Regions from separate parts of the Homo sapiens genome. Here all the other regions are linked to region 2. A link is a loop called in an ENCODE intact Hi-C map of the cell type or tissue named here. Cell type or tissue: OCI-LY7. All regions are shown on one strand.

Region 1 (8,000 bases), 220 kb after region 2:
CTGAGATCACGCCACTGTGCTCCAGCTTGGCAACAGAGTGAGACTCCGATCCAAAAAAAAAAAAAATTGTATTCACTGATACTCTAACGTCACAAAGCAGAATTCTGTGGCCAGGGAAAAAGCCAATTTTACATCTGAATCAGGAAATAAAATTCTGGAAGGACGATCTTCCCATAAATACATAAAGTCCAGGGAAAACTACAGTGAAAACAGAATTGTCAGGATCAACTGTGTGACTGATAAGGCAAATGGGGATAGGAAATGTCTGAGGCCAGGAGCTCTGCTCTCACTTTTCTCCTTTTTAGCACTGGCAGGGCCATGGGCTAATATATGTGCTGGCAAGTCTTCCAATGAGATCCGGACGTGTGACCGCCATGGCTGTGGACAGTACTCTGCTCAAAGGTATGAAGTTGCACAACCACCCACCCAACCCTTTGGTCCCTAACCTCTTTTCTTAGTGTCCTTGCCCAACGTTGGTTGCCTCAAGGGCTCACAGTTCTGACAGCATGAAAAACCAGAGATGTAACCAGTTACATCACTGTCTTTGGAGCAGCTTCCAAGAACTCTGCTTCAAGTATGAGCTATAAATTGGGATCAGAATGTGGAAGAAGGAAAAGATCAGGGAGCAAACACAATGTTTTCCTTCTGAATGTCTTCACACATTCACTTATCTCAACTGTTTTTTTCCAAAGGGTTATTAAACACAACTATCCCATTTTATAGAAGAGAAACTTTAACTGAGGTACCAAAGGGTTAAGGGACCTGCCAAGCACAGTTGGAGATGGTGAAGCCTGGACCTGAATTCAGGCTTTTGGTTCCTCTTCCCACCAAACCACGCGGTTACTGGCTCAGGCTCTGGATGTTGAATATTAGAGGCTGGCCCTAAGCAGGAGAGAAAGCACCACTATCTCTTCCAGAAAATGAGGGTCACACTTGTGAATTTTCAGTTATACCCAACATCACCTTGGGGTGCCACTTTCTAATGAAATAGCCATGTGTCCAGTCATATCACTGATCTCCATCCTAACTAGAGGGGAACTCTCACATATACAGATACTACTTACAAAGCAACCTCAAATACTGAAACAGGACTAAGAGAAGGGAAATATGGGAAACGTCCCTTGAATTGCCAAAATTCAGACTCAGCTTATACTGCAAAGTTTATGCACTTGATTGATACAGTAAATTCTTGGCTCTTGAGCTTGCTCAGTGTTGCTTTGTACATAATTGCAGCAATCCTGGTGAACCTGATCGTTCAGGTGACAGCCTATTAGAAGGTAGGGGAGGCTGGTGAGAGCAGGCATAGTGACAGCAGCGGGAAGCAAGAGCTGAGGGGTTGCTAAGACGAACTCAAGGCACGTCACAATCTAGAATAGTTTGATTTGGGCTCCATGCACTTTAATAAACCCAGGAGGTATCACTCATTGTATTAAAATACCATATACAGTAAGTGACGTTTACAATCACTTTTCTAGATCACTGCAAGAAAAATAAGACTAGGGTAACATGTGATACTTTTATGATAGGTTCCCATAAAAAGACAGCTGTTTTCAAAGTGGGCTTGAAGATGTCAAGATCTAGGTATCTAGAAAATGCACTTACATGGACTGCCTCATTCCCCCAACATGCCATAAAATAATAGTAGCTAATATTTGCTTAAGGCTTATTATGTACCAAGTACCATTTTAAATGCTTTCATCTTTATGATATGGTTATTAGCACCTGCGGGGAGGGAGGTTAAAATTGGGCTAAACAGAGTGAGGCATCCTGGGACATCCCAACATGTTCTGGCAGCTTCAAGCTTTGGTACCTCGTCTGCAAACAGTGGGCTAACACCATGTTCCCAGGCAGTAAAGCTCCCCTAAGGCAGTTCCTCAGTCTGTTCGTTCTTATTTACATCCTAGAAGTCAGAGGCCTCACCAGGGTGTGGACATCTTGTGCTCTGCTGGATCTACTGTGTACGCACCATTCACTGGAATGATTGTGGGCCAGGAGAAACCTTATCAAAACAAGAATGCTATCAATAATGGTGTTCGAATATCTGGAAGAGGTAAGAGAGGTGGAGTCTACACCTGGGGTGCCTCCTGGAGATGTTGATGCTCATTTATTTAATGCAGGTTCCATACGTAGAGATTTTGTACTTCTTTCAAAATGATAAAACCTGGAACAGAAAGAATATAGAGTGTACCCAAACTAGCTGATGCATTTTTTAAAAAACTTTTATTTTAGGTTCAGGGGTACATGTGCACATTTGTTATATAGGTAAACCACATGTCACAGACATTTGGTGTACAGATTATTTTGTCACCCAGGTAATAAGCATAGTACCCGATAGATATTTTTTTCTGATCCTCTCCCAGCTGAGGCACTTTCAAGGACGTTTCACCATTTTCTCTGAAAACTTCTGCTTCATGCACACACTTCACGAAACCCCACAGCTGATTGGAGGCATTCCTTCCTGTGGCCCATGTGGTTTTGCTTAACAATCTATAAACAAAGCCACTTTCAGCAATGCTAACCATAATGGATAGATACTTGCATTTACTCAAATCCCACAAATCATAAATGCTGGCACTTCTGCAAGAGTTGAATGTGAAATATTTTTGAAAGCTTCTAAGTTTTAGGTAAAGCTAGATCTCCTGGTACTCCAGGTATTGGTTTTGTTGTTTGGTTACTCCATCAAGGTATAAATACACACATAAAAGTGCACAACACATCCATGTATAGCTCCGTGAATTTCAAAAAGTGAACACACCTGTGTAATCAGCACCCAAATCAAGAAAAAGAACATCACCCACATCCCAGAGATCCCTTGTGCTACCACTTAGTCATTATTCCCAGCAAGATAATCACTATCTCAAGTTCTAACACCATGTATTAGTTCTTCCTGTTTCTAAAAATGGTATAAATAGAATTAAACAGCATGCACTCTTTGGGTCTTCTTTCATTCCACATCGTGATTATGCAGTTTATGTTTTTGTATCCACGTTCTTTCTGATGCATGATATTCCATTATATGCGTATACTTTCATCTATTTATCTATTCTTCCTCAGATGGACTTTTGGGCAGTTTCCAGTTTAAGATGATTATAAAATTGCTGCTACGAACTTCCTTATACCTTTTAATGAACATATATATGCATTCCTATTGGGAGTGAGTCCAGAGGAGACCCTCCTCACCAAGCCTGTGAGAGGCATCTTTTGAGCGAACCCACATCCTTGAGGAGCTACATAGTGGTTGTCCTCTGTAGGCCAATGTCACAAGGGAAACTTCTGCCATTGAACTGTGTCCTCTGTAGTGGCACTTAACAGTTAATGCCAAGGTCAGTGAGAGCAGAAGCAGTAATCAGATTCGTCTAAATCTCAGAGATTTGTGACACTGGCTAGTAATCATGGTGACTCAGGAACTGAATAGATGAGCAGCCAACTAAAGCCTTATTGGACTTGTATGAATGGAAATGCTCCAGGTCTGATGAACAAAATGCTGACTTCAGTCATCACAATAATGGGTCCCAATTCCCAATAAATTCCCAGGCTTGAATTGGTTCACAGTCCCAGAGCCTCTTGAACAAAAGGGAGGCTCAGTCCTTTTGCGTAAGGGTCCTGCTACGCAGCCAAACATTTATACTGTAAACCTTACTTCTAGCTGTCCCCAAAGGGACCTGCAACGGTTTAGCAGGATGACAGCACATTAGGGAAGAAATAATTAGGCTCTTCAGAGATTACTGGACACTTGCTCAAAACTGACACTAATTCCTGGAGATCTAAAAGGCCACTGTGGTTCACCAGTCAGACTAGGGGCTTAGAGTCAGGTGGTAAATATAGCTTTTCACTAGGGTCCATCTTACAGTGAGCCCAGTGCATCCTCCAATCTACCAAGAGGTTATTTCCCCAGTTCCAGAATGCATAATTGGAATTGACTTTCTTCTTCTTTCAGACTGCCTTGGCAATTCTTGGTTATTTGCATTTCCAAATAAATTACAGAATCTGTTTGCTAATTTCCACCAAAAATCCTGCTGGGGCTTTGACTGAATCTGCAGTAAATATACAGATCAAATTGAGAACTAATATTTTTAAAGTAGTGAGTCCTCCAATCAATGAACATATTATGTCCTCCACTTACTTAGGTCTTCCTTCACTGTTATATTAATGGTTGTTGTAGTTTTCAGTGTAGAGGTCTTGCACATCTTTTGTTTAATATTTATTCGTAAAACCTACCTGATGGAGTTTTAGCTCTTCTACAGCAGAACTATCCAATAGAAATATAACAGAAGTCATATATATAATTTTAAATTTTCGGCTGGGCACGGTGGCTCGTGCCTGTAATCCCAGCACTTTGGGAGGCCGAGGTGGATGGATCACGAGGTCAGGAGATCGAGACCATCCTGGCTAACACGGTGAAACCCCGTCTCTACTAAAAAATACAAAAAATTAGCCAGATGTGGTGGCGGGCGCCTGTAGTCCCTGCTACTCAGGAGGCTGAGGCAGGAGAATGGCGTGAACCCGGGAGGCGGAGCCTGCAGTGAGCCGAGATCGCGCCACTGCACTCCAGCCTGGGTGACACAGCAAGACTCCGTCTCAAAAAAATAATAATAATAATTATTATTATTATTATTTTAAATTTTCTAGTAGCCATGTTGAAGTAAAAAAACATGGTATTTTAGTATTTTATTTAACTCAATATTTTCAAAGTATTATATCAATATGTAATACAAAAATTATTGAGATATTTTACATTTTTAAATACTAAGTCTTCAAAATCCACTGTGTATTTTACCATTAAAGCACATCTCAATTCATATTAACTACCTTTCAAGTGCTGCATAACCACATGTGGCTAGTGGCTACCATATTGGACAGCATAATTTTACAGCCTTATTTTTATGCTCACTTGACCGGTTTGCAGTGCCACTAGTGTATCAAAGTCTCCTATTATTGGTGGGTTTCTATCTATGTTTCCTGGCATCTCTTGTAGTGTCTGCTTTATATAGATGACTTGTGCTATTTAGTGCATGGATAGTTGTAACTGTTATATCTTCATTGTGACTTGTGGCATTTACCCTCTTACATTATCTTCGTCTTGTTTCAATGCCTTTTGGCCTGATTTCCACTCTTCTGGTAACAGGACAATAGCCCTTGCTTTCTTATTGCTTGGCAAATCTTTGTCCATGTGCTTGGCAAATCTTTGTCCAGCTCTTCACTTTCAGCCTTTTCAATCGCTGTGTTTTATTCCATACAGCATTCAATTGGGGTTTGCTTTTCAACCCAATGGGACATCTTTTAATAGGCAAGATAAGGCCATTCACATTTATAGACATGACTCCTGTATTTGTACCCAACACCATTTTATTGTATAATTATTATATTGTACTCTATTTCTCTACTTGGGTCTTTGCCTTTTTAATTCTTTTGATATTTAGCAAAGTTTGTATTTTTGTTCCAGTTATTTCTATTTTTCTTTATCTCTAAAGTCCAATCATTCTATCAGAATATGTTTTGGAGTTGACATTGTTCAGGGCTCACCTTTTCTAACTAGCTAGTATTTTCCTGCTATTATTCTTCAATGCCTTTATTAGCGTTTCATTTGAATCTATTCTTCCTTTGGCATCTTGTAATTTAGTCTTCCTTTTTAATATCATTTTGTCATTTTCATCTATTCCTCTCCTGAGTTCATTCAACATTCTTTTTTTTATTTTTTGTCCATTTGTTATTTTTTTAATTTCAGATTCAAGATTACTGAAGCCCAGATAAATAATTATACTTATTTTCTTTTAGGTTTTTGTGTCAAAATGTTCTACATTAAGCCAATTAAGTATAAAGGTCCTATTAAGAAGGGAGAAAAACTTGGAACTCTATTGCCCTTGCAGAAAGTTTATCCTGGCATACAATCGCATGTGCACATTGAAAACTGTGACTCGAGTGACCCTACTGCATACCTGTAAATCGAAGGCCAATGGTCAGATCTTCAAAATAAAAAGTCATCTTAAAAACCTGGATGCATACCCTTCTCTTCAAGAAATTTGTGTTCACAAAGGAAAAATGCATGAAGGGATGGATACCCCATTTTCCATGACATGATTATTACACATTGCATGCCTGTATCAAAACATCTCACGTACCTCATAAACAAATACACCTATGTACCCACAAAAATTTTTTAATTAAAAAAAGGAAATTTGAGTTTAAATAGAAACATGATAAATGCAAGAAAGAAAACATTTTGATTTTAACTCATTGTCACTCTGATGTTCATGTGAACTGGTTGCTTCGGGCTCTTTGATCTGTCACCTATGGAATCTGAGTGGTTTTATTTTTTAGATTTCTCAGTCCCGAAGATCTAAGATAAATAAACAAGAGAACTTACGCTGGGCCAGGCTGCATTTTTGACACCTCTAAAACTAGCAACCTTTCTGCTTGAAAATAAGAAAAAGCCTGAAAGTGTTTCTATGGTACAAGAACAGTGAGTGGTTTATAATGCTAGATTTAGTATACATTTAATACATATTCAATGAATAAGTTGAGTTTAGGTAGTAGACTCTCAGCAATATCCTTAGGTTTATCATATTGGTTGGAGAGAGAGCTGCTTTCATGGATAATAAAGGATTTGCTGGTATTTCCATCCACTCACCCACATGATTATGAATGATGGCAGTCCAAGAAAACATATCCCAAGAAAACAGTGAGGCTGCACTACAGGAAGGACTAGAGTGAGAATGAGGCCTACCTTTATCTGAAGTGTCTCATGGAATTGGGCCTGTCAACTTCATCTAGCCATATGCATATTACAGCTACTTATTTCTACACATCATTGTATTATATCTATGTTATTCTGTCTTAGTTATATTGACAACAGGTACTATGAGGAAACAAGACCATACAAATGTCCAAAGGACCAGAAATAATTCTGGCTCCTTAGAGTTTAGCCAGTTGGTAAGAAATGAATACATTGAACTAATCATTCTGGAAACTTCATGAATTTCTGCTTAAATTTGTTCGGAATGCAGAAAATGCCAGCAGAATGATTATATTCTTATGTGTAGATTGTTAGAGGAAAACATAATTAACTGAAGTTTATTGTTAGAGAAATGGCTGCATTTGTGTATCAGGGCATATGTATGAGAATGTTCATGATATCACTATTTTTCATAGCAAAACCTTCAGTGACCTAAATGCCCATCAACAGTGAAATCCAATAAATAATCTCAAAGTTATAGAATGTAATAGTCAACAGCAGTCACAATAAATGAACTTCAGCTAAACATAATGACCTGAATGAATCATGGCAATATAATTTTAAGTTTTAAAAAGTCCAGAAGATTACATAATGGATGATAATTCTTTTTATAACATTAAAACAGTTAAAATACAATTTCCTTTTTATATAACAAAATCATATACGAAGGCGAGCAAGAAAATAATGAACTCTAGTTAACTCATAACTAGATAGAGAGAACCACACAGAAAGATATAAGTTACTATCAGTGCTGTAGTTTTGCAGTTGGGAGGTGATTTCATGGGTATTTATTATTATGAATAACATGTCACAGAAGCAACAGGACTTGCAGTGGGTGGCCAGGAAGAAAGAGTTATCATGATGACTCTCAGGTAATTGAGAATCTATGTCACACATTTAGCACCTTCTTATATCTATTAGGTTGGTGCAAAAGTAATCACGGTTTTTGCTATTACTTTCAATGGCAAACTATATCTAGCACTGTCTGATTTGAATATGCATCTCCTTGGTACCAAATAACTTTAGGTTGTTTCCAGAAATTTGGCTTTCAAAAAATAAATGCTGTACACCACTGAGGACACACAAAAAGGAAATAGCACATCAGCTCTTAAAGGCAATTTTAAAAGAAACTCTGAAATATTTGCACAATAAAATATAAGCTTAGTTTTCCAAATAATCATCCTTCTGATTATTTAGGAGGCAAAACACAGGTGGATATGGATATTGTTTTAAAAACCAGACTCATGACCTGGAATGGAGAAATTCC
Region 2 (8,000 bases):
TGAAACAGAAGATATGGGGTTCAGAGGGGAGCCCATCTGAGTAAGGACTTTATCCAGCCACTGAAGAGGCCCATGAAGATGAATCTCAATCCAACATGGGGTGCTGGTTACATCCTGCCGGTGATATTCTGCTCCCCAACCCTATGAAAATGAACAGATATCATCACAAATCCCTCTTTAAACTGTCAACCACTCTAAACCAATTTTACCATAAGAAAAAGATAGCTTTTAACAGTAGAGATATGTAGAAGTTACATAAAGAGAATAACTATCACAAAACCAGTCTTAGTATTCACCATGAAATTAAAAGACAACAGCTACATTATTTAAAGATTCATGAATTCTAAAATAATATATAATTCCCTTAAAAGAAACCCTTAGAGCCAGTTATAGTTCATAATTTTTTTTAATCTTAGAAAGGTAACACAGTACAGTATCTCATAATTAAAACAAATATTTCTGATCTGAGATACATTCTCCCTTAATGGGATAAATGCAAAATAGAAAATCACCACTAGAACACCACAGTAATAATTACTGTAGACAAGATATATTGAAGAATGCAAAAATTGTGGGTAAAATATAAAGGAGAAACAGTGTATTTACATAGCCCCAAAGAATCTGCCTGCAAATATTTATAAATACCATTTTCTCTTAATTTCTTTGTAAGACTTAATGACTATTTAAAGGAAAAATTTTAACTGTATTATAAGATATAATGTGCAGATGTAAAATTTATGAATAGCACAAAGAATAAAAGAAGGTAATTAAAACTCTTCAACAGCAAGGTTTTCATATTTTACATTCTAAAAATAGTACAATATTAACTCTAGGTAGATTGGGGTATGTTAAAGATAACGTGGTAATTCCTGGAGAAACCACTAAAAAATGTAAAGAGATGTCACTTAAATACTAATAAAGGAATCATATATAAAAAATCAAAATCAAAATCATAAATAGCCTCATGTAAGATCATGTCACATGTCAGAGTTTCTTTTTTTTTTTTTTTTTTTTTTTTTTGTGAGACAGAGTTTCTCTCTTGTTGCCCAGGCTGGAATGCAATGGCGCAATCTTGGCTAACTGCAACCTCCGCCTCCCAGGTTCAAACAATTCTCCTGTCTCAGCCTCCCTAGTAGCTGGGATTACAGGCACCCACCACCATGCCCGGCTAATTTTTGTATTTTTTAGTAGAGACAGGGTTTCACCATGTTGGCTAGGCTGGTCTCGAACTCCTGATCTCAGGTGATCCACCTGCCTTGGCCTCCCAAAGTGCTGGGATTACAGGTGTGAGCCACCTCACCCGGCCCAGGTTTTTTTTTTTAACGAAAAATTTTTTATTTTCAAGTTGTTTGAATATCAGATAAGGCATTGTAGATATTGATCAATACATGCATGTATAATTTAATGTGGCAGTCACATAGTGATTATCCTTTAAGGTTGGAAATTACTGGGATGAACTGAGCTGAAATCTTTAGCCTAAAACTGCAGATAAAAATTGAAATAGAAATTTTTCACTTTTATTTTCCTGGATTTATCAGGTTCTCTGGTTTACTGCTTATGGTAGTCTTGGCCCAGGAAAACTGGGTTGGGGAGGGAGGGCGGTCAGGGGAGTGAAGAACATTGGGGAGTGGAGATTAAAATAAATATGCAAAAGTCACATTACTGTACAAGAAGGCAGAAATACCTTCAGGGTAACCAGTAAACTGATGTATACAATAGATCTACAGCAAAGTATCATGAAAACACTGGACTGGGGCTGAATACCAAAAAGAAAAAAACCCATGCACAGCGTGTGACAGGTGCTCTTCTTGTGCTAAATTCTTAAGAACCATGTAGATACAGTACAGATTGCTTAAATATGTAGATACAGTACAGATTGCTTAAATACATGACTAAAATTCTTTTCAGATTTTAAGCACAAATCTTTGGAATGTCAATACAGTCAGGTGAAGAGAGTAGATGAAAAACTTGAAAAGTTCCTTTGAACTTTGCAAATCCTTAATATTAAGGTTGGTGGAAAAGTAATTGTGGCTTCTGCCATTACTTTTAATAACAGTACTTAGCTAGGAATGAAATAATTTTAGTATTCTAAAGAATTCTGCCAAGTCACCCTAATGAAATCTAGTAATAATAATCAAAACTGTTGAAGTTAAGAGACTCAAATAGCAATTTTAATATTAAATGCTGATATGATTTGGCTGTGTCCTCACCCAAATCTCATCTTAAATTGTAGCTCCCATAATTCCCACATGTTGTGGAAAGGACCCAGTGGGAGATAACTGAATCATGGGGGCAGTTTCCCCCATACTGTTCTCACAGTAGTGAATAAAGTCTCATAAGATCCGATAGTTTTATAAGGGGTTTCCCCTTTCATTTGGCTCTCATTCTCTCTTGCCTGCCGCCATGTAAGATATGACTTTGCTCCTCCTTCACCTTCCGCCATGATTGTGAGGCTTCCCCAGCCACGTGGAACTGTGAGTTCATTAAACCTCTTTTTCTTCATAAATTACCCAGTCTTGAGTATGTCTATTAGCAGCATGAAAATGGACTAATACAAATGCTTTCTAGAAATTTAGTCTTTTAACTAAAATTCCTTATAATCTCAGCCCCTATTCAATATCAAAATCAATATCAATCATGCATTTTATAATGTCTAGATTACAAAATGAAATCTTAGATCTATTATGTAGTTAAAATTACAAATTCAATAATTTTATTTAAAAACCTGTTAAATCAGGCCAAAAGCAATTATCAACTTTCATTTAACAATTTTTAAAAATTATAACCTAAAGTCATAATATACACATTTATAGTGACTCAAATTATGTTAGAGGTCACAACTCACCTTGACAAAACTCATCCGAATGGTACACATTTTGGTGAGCTCATATACTGCCTCAAACCCATGGTTGACAGATTGAGCCAGAAGCTGAGCAAACTCCTGATTGTTAAAAATTTTGAGGCTGCAGCTGCTGGGAATCTTACAGACAGTGGTGGGATGAAAGCCATGATGAAAGTTGCAGTTCCTACTCTGTACAAATATGCTGCTGTCACTGAGGCATTCCGCATACACCTCTCCACCAACATAGTACAGATGAACACCTTAAAAAGACAAACATCACAAGAGTCAGCTAAAAGAATCATTACAATGAAACCAAATAGACTGTATGGTGCAACAAAAGTACCCATTAATCCACAGCAAACTTCCAGCAGTCTTTAGACAGAAGTTACCACTAGATGGCCTTCTGCTGCCAAAGATAATCAAGAGGTTAATGTCTGCCTGCATCTACAAGAGAAGCCTCAAATAGGCAGCAGATTAAGTTATCCATTTTTAGGTTGTTCTCTTTTTCCTTTCCCAACAATCATTTATCATCTCTATGAGAGAAAGAGAGGGCTAAAAAAAAAAAACCCCAAATCATCTTTTGATGAGTCCTTTCAAATAAATCCTCAGTGCTATCAACTATCATAAACAGTCATTTGACAGACTTTTGCACTCTTTGTGCTAACAAAGAGGACAGCAACACTAAAAAAAAACCAAAGTTACATATATAATTTCAGGTCATAAGAAGAGCTTTGAAATGGCAGATTTATCTTACTTAAAATTTTTTTATATTTAAAAATATATATGTTCCTTTGCAAGATGTGAGGGCAAAAAAAATAAAAATTTTAAAAATATATAAATATGTGGAAATAGTTTTAACATTAAATATTCAAATTATATAACTAAAGCTAGTCACCTAGTATTTTCCCAACATATCCCTCCACCACCCCAAAACTAACCCATGAAAGAAAAGGTCCTAGAACTATATGCTGGGGAAAAAGAAAAAACTGATTCTAGAATTTCAAAATTCACAAAATAGATTTCCCTTAAATTACTTCTACTGTGATGGAAGAAAAAAAAAATCAATGCCTAGAAGTGAGGCACTTCACTGAAAAAACTAAGGCAAGTTGGCAGTAAACTCAAGACAATGAAAACTTTGTTTCGTAACTTATTTTTGGCCGCAGGATTTTTTTGAATCACTTCTATAAGAAATCCTATCACAATTATATTTATTTACCTTTTATTCCTATTTTGGACCAAGATGCCCTCAAGTTAAAGAAGCAAAATGCAGCAAGGGGTAAAAACAAAACTTCTCAAGAAACAGGCAATACACTTTACCTGGGATGGGTTTCCTTCCTGATCACTTGATGCATGAGACTTTGACATTTTATTGCAGTATGAAAAGGGCCCGGTTTGTTATGGCAACTATCTGCAGGATGAATTATTAATAAAACCTTATTGCCTAAATTTAAAAGATGGGAGCAGTGGTGGTGAAGCCACTGGAGTATCATTCACACTAGATTTCCCATTTCTAATTCCGCTCCTCTCACATCATGGTAACACTTACAAGTCATCTCAACCCAAAATACTCCACAAATACCTTAATTATAAAATTCTAATCCTTCACCAGCATTCATACACAATATTCCATAAATATGTGTTGTGTATTTACAATGAGGCACTCTTCTAGCTACTGGGGATACTGCTGTGAACAAAGCAAGTTCCTGTACAGCTTATGTTCCAGTCAGGGTAACACTCAAAAAACAAAGTGGTAGTATGATTTCAGATCCTTAGCACTGGGAAGAAACACTAAGCAGGACAAAAAAATGAGGGAACATCATGTCTTTATTTGATTAATACATTCTTCAATATCGGCAACTTAAGGCAGAGGCCACGTGTCAAACTTCTTTGTATGTTTCTAGCACCTTTCACAATGCATGGTTCATGGCAAGTACAACAAATGATTGAATTCGATTAAATGTAGGAAAATGACAAGATTACCTTTTCCAATATGTCGCCTAGTGTTTTCAATTGTCGAATTACGATTAACATTTGACAACAAACCCAAGCAGAATCTACTTTTGTTATTTGAAGGATCTGTGAATCCATCTACTAACACACTAGTAGAAGATGCATGAAAAGCTTCTCCAACACGATTGTTTAATTCATAGTAGACTATTGAACACCAATGTTTAGGCTCTTCATAGGCAACAGGCTGAACATCTGTGAACAAACCAGACACAGAAAGAGTTTAATACATATCAGAAACTCAGATTGTCCATGTGTTTATCTTTTAACCCAACCCAAGTATTACATGAAAAAGAAAATTTTCAGATATTTCACAAGTCTCACTGTCCTTCCTAGCTGTGAATCTATATCCGAAAACAAGCACTAGAAATCAGCTTGAATATGACAATTTAAAAAGTTATAGAAATACCAGGATCGGCAATAGTCGTAGCTTGCTCAGGCTATAAAATACCGTAAGGCTGAGTGGCTTAAACAACAGAAATTTATTTCTCACAGGTCTGGGGGCTGGGAAGTCCAAGATCAAGGTGCCAGAAGATTTGGTAACTAGTGAGGACCTGCTTCCTGGCTTGCAGACAGCTGCTTTCTCACTGTGTGCTCATATGGCCCCTCCTCAGTGCATGCTCTTAGAGAAAGATCTGTTTCTTTTCCTCTTCTTATAAGGGAACTAATCTCATTATGACAATCCCACTCTCAAGCCTAATTATTTCCATCTTCAAATACCATCACACTGGTAGTTAGGACTTCAACATATGAATTTTAGGGAGATTCAATATGGTCCATTAGCATTCCACCCCAGCAACCCAAAATTCACATCATTCTTACATGTAAAATACACACATATATTCTATCCCAACAGCCCCTGAAGTCTTAACTCATTTCCACATCAACTCTAATGTTGTAAACCCAGTATCATCCAAATATCATCTACATATGACATACGAGACTTGAGGCAAAATTCCTTTCCAGCTGTAAACCTATGAAACCAGGTAAGTTACGTGCTTATGGTGGGACAGACACAGGATAGACGTTCCCATTCCAAAATGGAAAAACAAAAAATAAGGGAGTGATGATGGGTCAAGGAAGCTGAAAACCTAGCAAAGCAAATTGCATTAGGCCTTAAGGCTGGAGAATAAACCTCTTTGGTTTGATGTTCTACCCTCCCAACCCTCTGGGTGGAGTGAGGAGGTGCCCAGGCCTTGGTTCAAAACATGAATTTTGGGACGACACAATTCAGAACATAGCAGCAACAACACATTTTTAATTGTTTTTCTAACATAAACTAATTCAGGTTTAAATTTGAGACAAAAAATTCTTTTTCAGAGACCTGAAGGATTTAACTATAATCAGTATCTGTAAAATTATTTTAAACAAAAAAGTTAAACTAAAAAACTAAGTGAGACTCAGCAAATTAGGAATAGAGGGGAACTTCCTCAGCTTGATACGGAACATCTACAGCTAACATCATACTTAATGGTAGGAAACTAGAAGGTTTTCTGCTAAGATCAAAAACAAAGCAAAGATGCCTCCTCTCCCACTTTTCAACATCATACTGGAAGTCCTTGCTAATGCCATAAATAAATAAAAGGTACACAGATAGGAAAGGAGGAAATTGTCTTTGTTTGCAAATTACATGATTGTCTATGTAAAAATAAGAAAGAACTGACCAAAAAATTCCTGGAACTAGTAAGCATTATAGCAAGGTTGCAGGATACAAGGTTAATAAGCAAAAGTTGATTGCTCTCCTATACAGCAACAATAAACAAATGAAATTTAAAATAAAAAAATTATAATTTACATTAGTATCCCCAAAATTAAATACTTAGGCACAAATATAAAAAAATAGGAACATGCTCTATGAGGAAGACTACAAAACTCTGATGAAAGAAATCAAAGAACTAAATAAATGGAGAAATACTGCACATTCAAGAATAAGACTCAATATCGTCAAGATAGCAGTGTTTCCCAGCTTAATCTATAGAGTAATAATGCCAATCAAAATCCCTGCAAGCTATTTTTTGGATATAGACAAAATGATTCTGTACTTTATATGGGGAGGTAAAAGCCTCAAAATAGCCAACACAATATCAAAGGAGAAGAATGAAGTCGGAGGACTGACACTACTTCACTTTAAGACTTACTATAAAGATACAGTAATCAAGATCATGATAAAATAAAAGAACAGACAAACAGATCAAAGGAGCAGAATAGAGTTTAGAAATAGACCCAAGTAAATACAGTCAACTGGTATTTGACAAAGGAGCAAAGACAATACAATGGAAGAAAAAAAAATCTTTTCAAAAAATGATACAGGAAACAACTGGACAGCTACATCAAAAAAGTAAATCTAGACTAGACCTTACACTCTTCACAAAATTGACCCAAGATGGATTACAGACCTAAATGTAAAATGCAAAACTATAAAACTCCTAGAAAATAATACAGGAGAAAATCTAGATGACTTCTGGTATGATGATGCCTTTTTTTAGGTACAATTCATGGAAGAAATAATTGATAAGCTGGCCTTCATTAAAATTTAAAACTTTTGCTCTGAGAAAGACATTGTCTAGAGAATGAGGAGACAAGCCACAGATTAGGAAAAAAAAAATCTGAAAAAGTTCTATCTGATAAAAGACTATAATTCAAAATATACAAAGAACTCAAAAACAATCTGATTAAAGTATGGCAAAAGATATGAGTAGGGAGCCCACCACAGACTCACAGATTGGTCAAGTAAGCATGTGAAAAGATGTTCAACATGTTATGTCATTAAGGAATTGCAAATTAAAACAACTATGAGATACTACTACACACCTATTAGAATGGCCAAAATCCAAAACAATGACAACATCAAATGTTGGTAAGGATGAGGAGCATCAGGAATTCTCATTCATAGTTGGGAATGCAAAATGATACAGCCATTTTAGAAGGCACTTTGGCCGTTTCTTACAAACCTAAACATACTCCTACCATAAAATTTGGCAATCATGCTTCTTATTCAAATGAGATGAAAACTATATCCACATAAAAAATCTGCACATGAATGTTTATACCAGCTTTACTCATAATTGCTCAAACTTAGAAGCAACCAAAAGGTTCTTCAGCAGGTGAACAGATAAACAAACTGTGGTACAACCAAGACAATGAAATAGTA
Region 3 (8,000 bases), 290 kb after region 2:
GAGAAAGGAGAACTAATATTTATTGTTTACTCTGTACCAGGCAGTCCTCTAAGCCTATTTTGTAGAATATCTGGTTGGATCCTCACAACAACCCCATGAGATATTTATATAATTGTTGTATGTAATTTTTCCCACTGCACAAATGAGATAAGTAGGCCCAACGAGGTTGCATAACTTGGCCAGAAGCACGTTGCTCACAAGCAGTGAAGTTGCTACCCTCTCCAGGTTGCCAGGCCCCAGGCAGAGTTGTTTCCAGCAGATTCCAGATCAAAGCACACACTGCAGGCCAAGATGTGGCCAGCCATAAAGCTAGCTTGCCCATCTATCCATCCATCCCTCCCTCTTTACATCCACCCAGTTTGAAGCAGGAAGATGCTGTGATGTTCAAACCTCACAATTCCTCTCCTCCCATTGTCACATTGTCACTCTGCTTCATTGACCCCAGACCAAGACCTCCCTTTCTCTGCAAAGGAAGGCCTCAGCAGAAACTCAAAGAGGACCTAAAGGTCTTCATTCTTTATTTTTATCACTTTAAAAACATGGCTTTAGCTAGGCACAGTGGCTCATGCCTAAAATCCCAGCACTTTGGGAGGCTGACGCAGGCTGATCACTTGAGCCCAGGAATTTGAGATCAGCCTGGTCAATATGGTGAAACCCAGTCTCTATGAAAAATACAAAACTTAGCTGGGTATGGTGACATGCAACTGTAGTCCCAGCTACTCGGAGTCTGAGATGGGAGGATCACTTGAGCCTAGGAGGTCGAGGGTGCAGTAAGCCATGATTGCACCGCTACACTCCAGCCTGGGCAACAGAGCAAGATCCTGTCTTAAAAAAAAACAAACAACAACAACAGCAGCAACAACAACAACAGCAAACAGATGGCTTCATTGAGATACGCTTCATATACCACATGCAATACAATTCATCCATTTGAAGCGTATAATTCAATATATTTTAGTACATTGGCAGGTTGCACAACCCTCACTTTTTAAACTGTGTCATATTATCTGTAAATAGAGGTAACTGACTTCTTTTTTTCCAACTTGGATGCCTTTTCTTTCACTTCCTTGGCTAATTTCTGGCTAGAACTTCCAATACAATGTTGAATAGAAGTGGTGAGAGTACACATTCTTGTTTTGTTCCTGATTTTAGTGGGAAAGGATCCAGTCATTCACGATTAAATATTAATATGATGTGAGCTGTGGACTTTTCATAAATGCTCAGTATCAGGCTGAGAAAATTCCCTTTTATTCTCAGTCTGTTGAGCACTTTTATCATGAATGAGATTGGACTGTGTCTGATGTATTTTCTGCACTTATTGGTATAGAGGTTATTGATACAGAAGTTAATTCTTGGCTTTAGAGTTTCCAGTGGTAACCTTCCTAGCCCTGGGATAGAAAGTAACTCCTTGGACTATGGAAGAGAAGTCCGAGAGGAGAGGATGATGGCAGACACTATTGAGTTCCCTGGAGAAGAGCTCTCTGCCTGGCCCCCAGCAGAGCCTCGGGGTAGAGGGCAGAACTCCTGGGGAGGGTAGAAAACCAAGAGTGAAGGGCACATGAGCTGTATCCCCTGAATGGCCTGGGAGATGACACGAAAAGAGAATGCCTCTTGCCACCACACCTAAGGTGTGGTATAGGGAGGACCACCCACTGGCCCTAGGAAGCTGGGCTTGATGCAGCCCCCTGAATAGTTTCAACGGAGAAACCAAAGATTTTCACACAGGGCAGAGAGGGGCACTGATGTGTCTTGGAGGATGGTAAGGCTGGAGAGGCCTTGGGATGGGCACATATGTCAGGCTCGGACCACGGGACAGGGACCAAATGGGACTGAAGATGCTTATACAGAAGCCACCCTGGAGGGAAAGCCATGCCCAGGACTAGCCAGGAAGAACACCAGGGTAGGACAGAGCACCTCCCAGGACCCTGAAGCCTCTCCCTAAATCCCAAACCTCCCAGATCTAAAGTCAACCCCAGGGGAAGGTGGAGAAGGAAAAAATCTTGAACTGGGCATTTAACTTGGAATTTCGAAGTTTTACCCTGAAATGGCAAAATTATTTTTTTCTGTCATCAGCTTGAAAAAAATCTCAATTTAGTTAATAAAAAATAAAGAAACTTTCATTTATTTGCTGCAGACCTGAGGATGTGATTTAATCACTCAACAGACACTAATAAGTGCACAGTGAGGAGCACGCACTGGACTCAGCGTGCGGTGAGGAAGGCGCTACCGCTGTCCTCAGGATCCACGGGTGCAGGAGCGGGGAAAAACCTGGTCGGTGCTGAGAGGAGACTGGAGGCACGGGGACGTGTTACTTGAGACTGGAGGGAGTGGCTGAGCCCAGAGCTCACTGGCCCCTCCCCATCCTCAGACAGAGGAGTGAAGCAACGTTTCTCTGGGTGGTTTCTGGCTCCCTGGTGCTCATGGTCAGGACTTCTCAGCTGGACCAAACATTTCTTGGAAAGCTCTTTGATGCCAGCCTAGCAGAGTGGGCATTGGGGATCAGAACCTTGGAGGGCTTGAATCAGTGACTCATGAGGCATCCCAGGCATCAGAAGGGCCACGTCAGTGTCTGCACCATCCTAGCCCACGCTTGCTAATTGATGTCCACTTGGAGGTCCAAAGGCCAAACATCTGCAGCTCTCAGGGCTTCACATGCAGAGATGAGGCCCAGGGAACACTGTAGTCATCCTGTGTTCACCTCCTGGAAACAGCAAACAACCCAGACTCAGAGAAGAAGGCAGGCAAAGAACAGAAACCAGAAAAATCACACCAGGCCACCCCTTCCTCTAACCCCTATGTTTTGCACTTTACAGTTTACAAAAACACTTTTGCACTTGATTCTTGTGGAAGCTGTGCAAAGTAGGTAAGGGAGACCAGTGTGGCCATTTTACAGATGGCTCAGGGGGCACTGCTGCCTGCAAGAGCACAGGGGGCACTGCTGCCTGCAAGAGCACAGGTGGCTGATGGCCTGCGTGAAACTGGAACCCAAGGGGAAGGCCTCCCTAATGTGAAGTTCTTGCCACCACAGAGAAGGAAAAGGGCAACGCCAAGGGAGATGGTGAGACCCAGGAAACAGGAAAAGAAGTGTCACGGGGCCCAGGTGTTCTCACCACAGGGCCAAGATCGTGCACTCCCAGACGCGGATTCCTGCGGAGGGTTTAGTTGACCTCTACTGCCACCAAGTGGTGGTTCTGCAGGGTATCAGCCTTTGGGCGAGGGATATGTATATACACACATATATATGTGTGTGTGTGTATATGTACACACACACACACACACATATGTATTTTTTCCCCTGTAGGGCAGCAGTTCTCAAAGAGGACCCACGAGGTCAAAACCACTTTCATAGAACACTAAGATGTTATCTGCTCTTTTCAATCTTATGTTCTCACAAGCATACGGTGGAGTTTCCCAAAGGCTATAATGCAAGTGATAACCCATAGACTAAAAGCAAAAGCAGACAGAGGAACACAATTGCCCTCTGTTTAAGCCAGACTTCGCCGCAAAAACGGAAAACGCAAGTCTTCTCGTTAATTATATTGGTTTAGAAAGAATCGTTATTTTCATAGAATGTTATTTATGTTAAAATGTCATGGGTTTATTATTATACCTAAATGGATAAATATTTTTGAAATTCTGTTTGAATTTCCAGTAATTGTTGGTAAATATATAAGCAGTTGTTCTTCGAGGTCCTTAATAATTTTCAGGAGTGAAAGGGGCTGCTGTTGAGGACTGCTGCTGTATGGTAATGATTTTTGTTCTTCTTTTCATCTTTCCTGGTAAGGCAAATTGGCCAACCCTGAAGCCCCCCAACTCCAAGGCACAGACACCAAAACTGGTGCTTGGCTTGGAATTCTGTTTTGTTTTCATCCTTCTTAAAAATAGGATTCCATTTGTTTAAAGACTTTCCTGACCATGACAACAGAAATTAATGCCTGATACTAAGCTCCCTGAGGGCAGGGTCCCTGCCATTGTCACCCAATGCCTGTAACAGCACTGGCCACAGTCAGACTACACACACACACACACACTCTCTCTCTCTCTCTCTCTCTCTCTCTCACACACACACACACACACACACACATATATATATTTTATATATATATATATATATATATATATATATATATATATATATATATATTTGGTTAAATAGAACCATAATGTGTTGATGGAGGAAGACTCACAAGCTGTTGGCCCAACTATTCCACAAGATTGCCCTCTCCAGAAAAATCTAAGAGGAAGCAGATCCATTGCTGGCTGACCCCTCCCAGATCTGGCTACCTCATGAGATTTGTTTGGGCTGGAGCTGAGTTTCTTCAATAAAGCCGAGTTTCATTCATTGCAGCCCAGGTGCTCCTGAGTGGGAGTGAAGGTGCAGAAGATGTGCTGAGGCATTGTCTGCCCAGCATGGAGGAGGGCGGGGGGAGGGGGTGTGGCAGGGGCTGTTACTCAGAGCTGGGCTGAGGCTGGGCAGCGAGGAAGAGCCAGCCCGCAGCCTGGAAAACAAGTATCCAGCAGGGAGCCCTAGCTCTGCAATAAGGTGTGCTTTTATTTTAAGAAATTATAAAAACAATATATGTGTGCTGTAAAAAAATTAAAACATTACAATAATCACCATCATCAAATCACCATCATTATAGTGATGTACAAAGAAATCACCAACATCAAATTCGGAACTGAAAGCCTTCTCCCAATCCCACATCCCAGAAATAGCCACTATTAAATTTGGTGTGTATCCTTCAAGGGTTTTTCAATGCCCATATAATTACCCATATACGATATATATTTTAAAATGAAAATGAATAACATCATATATGTTATTCTGCCCCTCCATTTCTGCACTTACAATGTTGCTGACATATTTCCATGACAATATATGTGAGATCTATCTCATTCTTTTTAGTGGCTGTTTGTTCAACCCCCTCTTCTATTGATAGGCATTTAGAAACTTTCTGAATTTTCATTATTACAAACAATTCTCAATTAACATGGTCATGCTTGCATTTTTGCCCATTAATTTATGCTTCCTTTATTCTAAACCCTGTTCATTCTTGCTGCTATGCTGAATCTAAGGATTGGGAAGACTCAGCCCTGGCTCTGAAGGGGGGCACAGGCCAGTGAGAAAGAGAGGGTGCACAGACATGACTGTAGCACAGGGAGGGACACAGTGCCAGAGGGGTCACGTTGGTGGAAGGACCATGGATGCTGCTGGAGGGGAGAGAGAGAGAGAAGCAAGGAAGCCCTAACATCTAAGGGCTTAAAGCATCTGAGCTGGGTCGAAAACAGGGAGCATTCCTGTTCCTGGTGATGCTGGGGGTAAGAGTGTCCTGTAGGTTAAAGAAAAGCATAGAGGCAGGGAAGCCTGGAGGGTGTTGGGCACACAGCAGCTGGCCCAGCAGGCTTGTGGGATCACTTGGGAACCCTTTCAGCAACATTTAAATGCCCATTGTATGCCTGGCACTGGATGGGATGGGGGAAATGATGAGAGCACAGGGAACCTGGACCAGAGCAATGGGAGGTGGGTCCAGAAGGGCAGTTCTGATGTGGTTGATGGGAGGCCTTCAATAGCAGTTTCAGACGCCATACTTATGTGTCCCAACAACTTTGTCTTTTTTACACCGTAAAATAGCCATCATCATGGCTGCTGGCGATGTACCCTGGGCTGGACAGCAGGGAAGTGTAGCCTCAGGAAGATTATCAAATGGGATTGGTGGTAAAGTCCTGAGCTGGGGCTCAGGTATGTTGGAGCCTCAGTTCCTTCATCTGTGAACTGGATCAGCAATGCTTCTCTCTGCATGCCTCCTTCTACCATCAAGAGGTGCCATGATGATTAATAGAAACTAGGAAAAGCTCAGACACCTGAAGAAGGTGGTTGTTGCATCTCAGCCTCATCAGGAGCACCCAGTAGAAGACCCCAGTTGGCCTTGTGGACACAGCACCACTTCTAAACAAACTGTGCAAGCATGCCTCGCACCGGGAAATGGTCCAGTTGAGGCAGACTTAAGAAACACATTCTAGGATGTGTTAGAGCAGAGACTTCAGGTCTACCCAGGGATGAACCAGGTGCCAGAAGCATCTCTTCACTCGCATCCTCCGTGCCCACCCAGACCCAGTGATACTGGGGCAGACAGGCAGGCTGGTCTCTCCCATCAATAGAGCCTCTCCAATGCACCAGAATGACATGCCACTGGAGTCCCTCATGGCTGTCCCCACCACCTAGGTCAGCATCTGCTCAGCAAATGTTTGATGACTGAACAAATGAATGAATGTCCCACTGCTGGAGGGTGGGCAGCTTGAACAGTAACTTGCAGAGATACCCAGGGGACCCTGCAGTCCCAGGGGCTGTGAAGGAGAAATATTGAGGAGGGCATGCTGAGGGTTTTATTTCAAGCATGGAACCCTCCGCTCCAGTAACAGGTTTCACACCGAAGAGACGGAACACTTTCAACTCTTTTGCACCATAGAATTGCTTTGGTCTTCGGTCTATTAAGACAGAGATTTTTCAGAGACATGGCCCAAATCACTCAAAGGCAGGGGGTGGTTGGGGAACAGCGTAGTGGAGAAACCAAGGAAGACCTTTTCAAGAGAAAGAAAAAAGAACAAATTTGAGGACATTTCCTTCACTGGGATTTAAGCCAGGGATGGCAAATAGATTCATTTTGTATGACAGTTCTGCACGGCTGGTGGTGGCTGCCACGGCACTGTGCTGAGAAAGACTCTGAGGCGCCACTCAGCTCATCAAGAAAGGGCTCTATGATTGACTAGGAATGCTTGTTGTGGGCACAGAATTGGAAGAGGCTGCAGGGACACAAGCCACATAACAGCAAAATAGCAATGGCCTCCCCACGCGGCTCTAGTAAGGAATAAAATTTAGAACAATGAAGTCACTCTGGAAGCCAGACTGTGGATCAAGTGTTTTGTTTTGTTTTGTTCTCCATGTAAAAATAAGGCCCAGAGAGTGCCCACCCCAACCAAGCCCAGGGCCAAACTCTCTGAAGCAAGTCACCAACGTGTGCCACTGCTCAGGGTGGGAGAACCCCTAGAAGGTTTCTGTCCCTCATCACCCTGTTCAACCACTACGCCCTCTGCTGCCGACCTTAGGCATCTGGGAAAAAAGAAGCCAGGCTGCCCCGGCTCAGTTTCTCTCCTCACCTGTGTGGAGGGGTTTTCCCTCTGGGCCTGCAACACCCACAGAGGCCTGAACAGAGAGAGAGGAATGACAGTGGCCAGGTGCCTCTTGGAAGCTAGGCAGAGGCATCTGACAGAGAAACAATGTGAAGAGGTTTTTAATGCTTTTATTTTGAAACTTAGAGCCAACTCCAGCTCTTCCATGAATTCACAGTGAGTTTACAATGGCCATGGGGGGAGGGTCTATTTTACTCCAGTTTTGTTTTGTTCTGTTCGTTTGTTTGTTACCAGGTGCAGGTCCAAAGCTGGAATAGTTGGTGATCAGTTGACCAATGGTCAGTTGAATCCCTCCAAGGCAGAAGCTCCGCTGCCCCAGCCGGGGTGGGGATGAGAATGCTTGTAATTGTGAAGGAAGGAAGAGGTTCTGAGGACAGCCTGCCTGGCTGAAAGCCCACCTGGTGGAGAGTCTTTCTCTTCAGTAAATTCACATCATGGGTTCTGCAGACACTTTTAGCATTGACCTGTTAATGGGATGAGACCCTGGGAAAAAGGAGGAAAGACAAGAACATCTTCTAACGGGAGTCTTGAAATCTTGGATCTTGGGGTCAAACAACCCATTTGGAGACTGGGTTTGTGAAGCAGTAAGAGGCAAAGTACAGACTGGCAGAGGCTCTCAGGGTTGCCGGGGCTATTTGAAAATGTTCAGCAAAGGTATCATAAGAGCACTATGTCTTCTTTCCTTGAAAATCAGTTTTCCTGAAACCGAAAGTAGGCTAGTGAGACCTGCAGCATGCATGTCAGGACCGAGGGCAGACCAGCACTATTCCAGGGAGCTCTGGGGGCTGGTCTTGGACAGGTAGGGATGGCAG

The links. A loop is a pair of places that touch in the nucleus more often than their neighbours do. Peaks named below come from ENCODE experiments on the same cell type or tissue, not always from the same donor. Only the 100,000 strongest peaks of a DNase experiment are listed, where the experiment ranks them.
Region 1: it touches region 2 in a loop (9-fold over the local background); 70 of 110 quality-filtered maps call a loop at or near these places.
Region 3: it touches region 2 in a loop (7-fold over the local background); 19 of 110 quality-filtered maps call a loop at or near these places.

Annotation. Positions count from the first base shown.
Region 1 is chr5:135,945,273-135,953,272 of GRCh38, reverse strand. It overlaps LECT2 (leukocyte cell derived chemotaxin 2), which reads left to right. Exons shown (of 4, transcript NM_002302.3): 2 at 306-402; 3 at 1,905-2,050; 4 at 5,776-6,369. The coding sequence ends at 5,942. Among named protein-coding and RNA genes, the nearest start is that of LECT2, 5.7 kb to the left of the region's middle. In OCI-LY7, a CTCF peak has its summit at 7,915; no DNase peak of the experiment used is centred here.
Region 2 is chr5:136,169,478-136,177,477 of GRCh38, reverse strand. It overlaps SMAD5 (SMAD family member 5), which reads right to left. Exons shown (of 8, transcript NM_005903.7): 6 at 4,823-5,044; 7 at 2,846-3,102; 8 at 1-141. Among named protein-coding and RNA genes, the nearest start is that of SMIM32, 20 kb to the left of the region's middle. In OCI-LY7, CTCF peaks have their summits at 3,008, 3,217 (motif pointing right) and 6,032; a DNase peak (open chromatin) is centred at 3,257; H3K27ac peaks cover 284 bases.
Region 3 is chr5:135,882,733-135,890,732 of GRCh38, reverse strand. It overlaps SLC25A48 (solute carrier family 25 member 48), which reads right to left. Exons shown (of 8, transcript NM_001349336.2): 8 at 2,096-2,701. It overlaps LOC124901074 (a long non-coding RNA gene), which reads right to left and starts at 277. Exons shown (of 3, transcript XR_007058947.1): 1 at 1-277. In OCI-LY7, CTCF peaks have their summits at 2,986, 3,188 (motif pointing left), 6,900 and 7,107 (motif pointing left); a DNase peak (open chromatin) is centred at 3,152.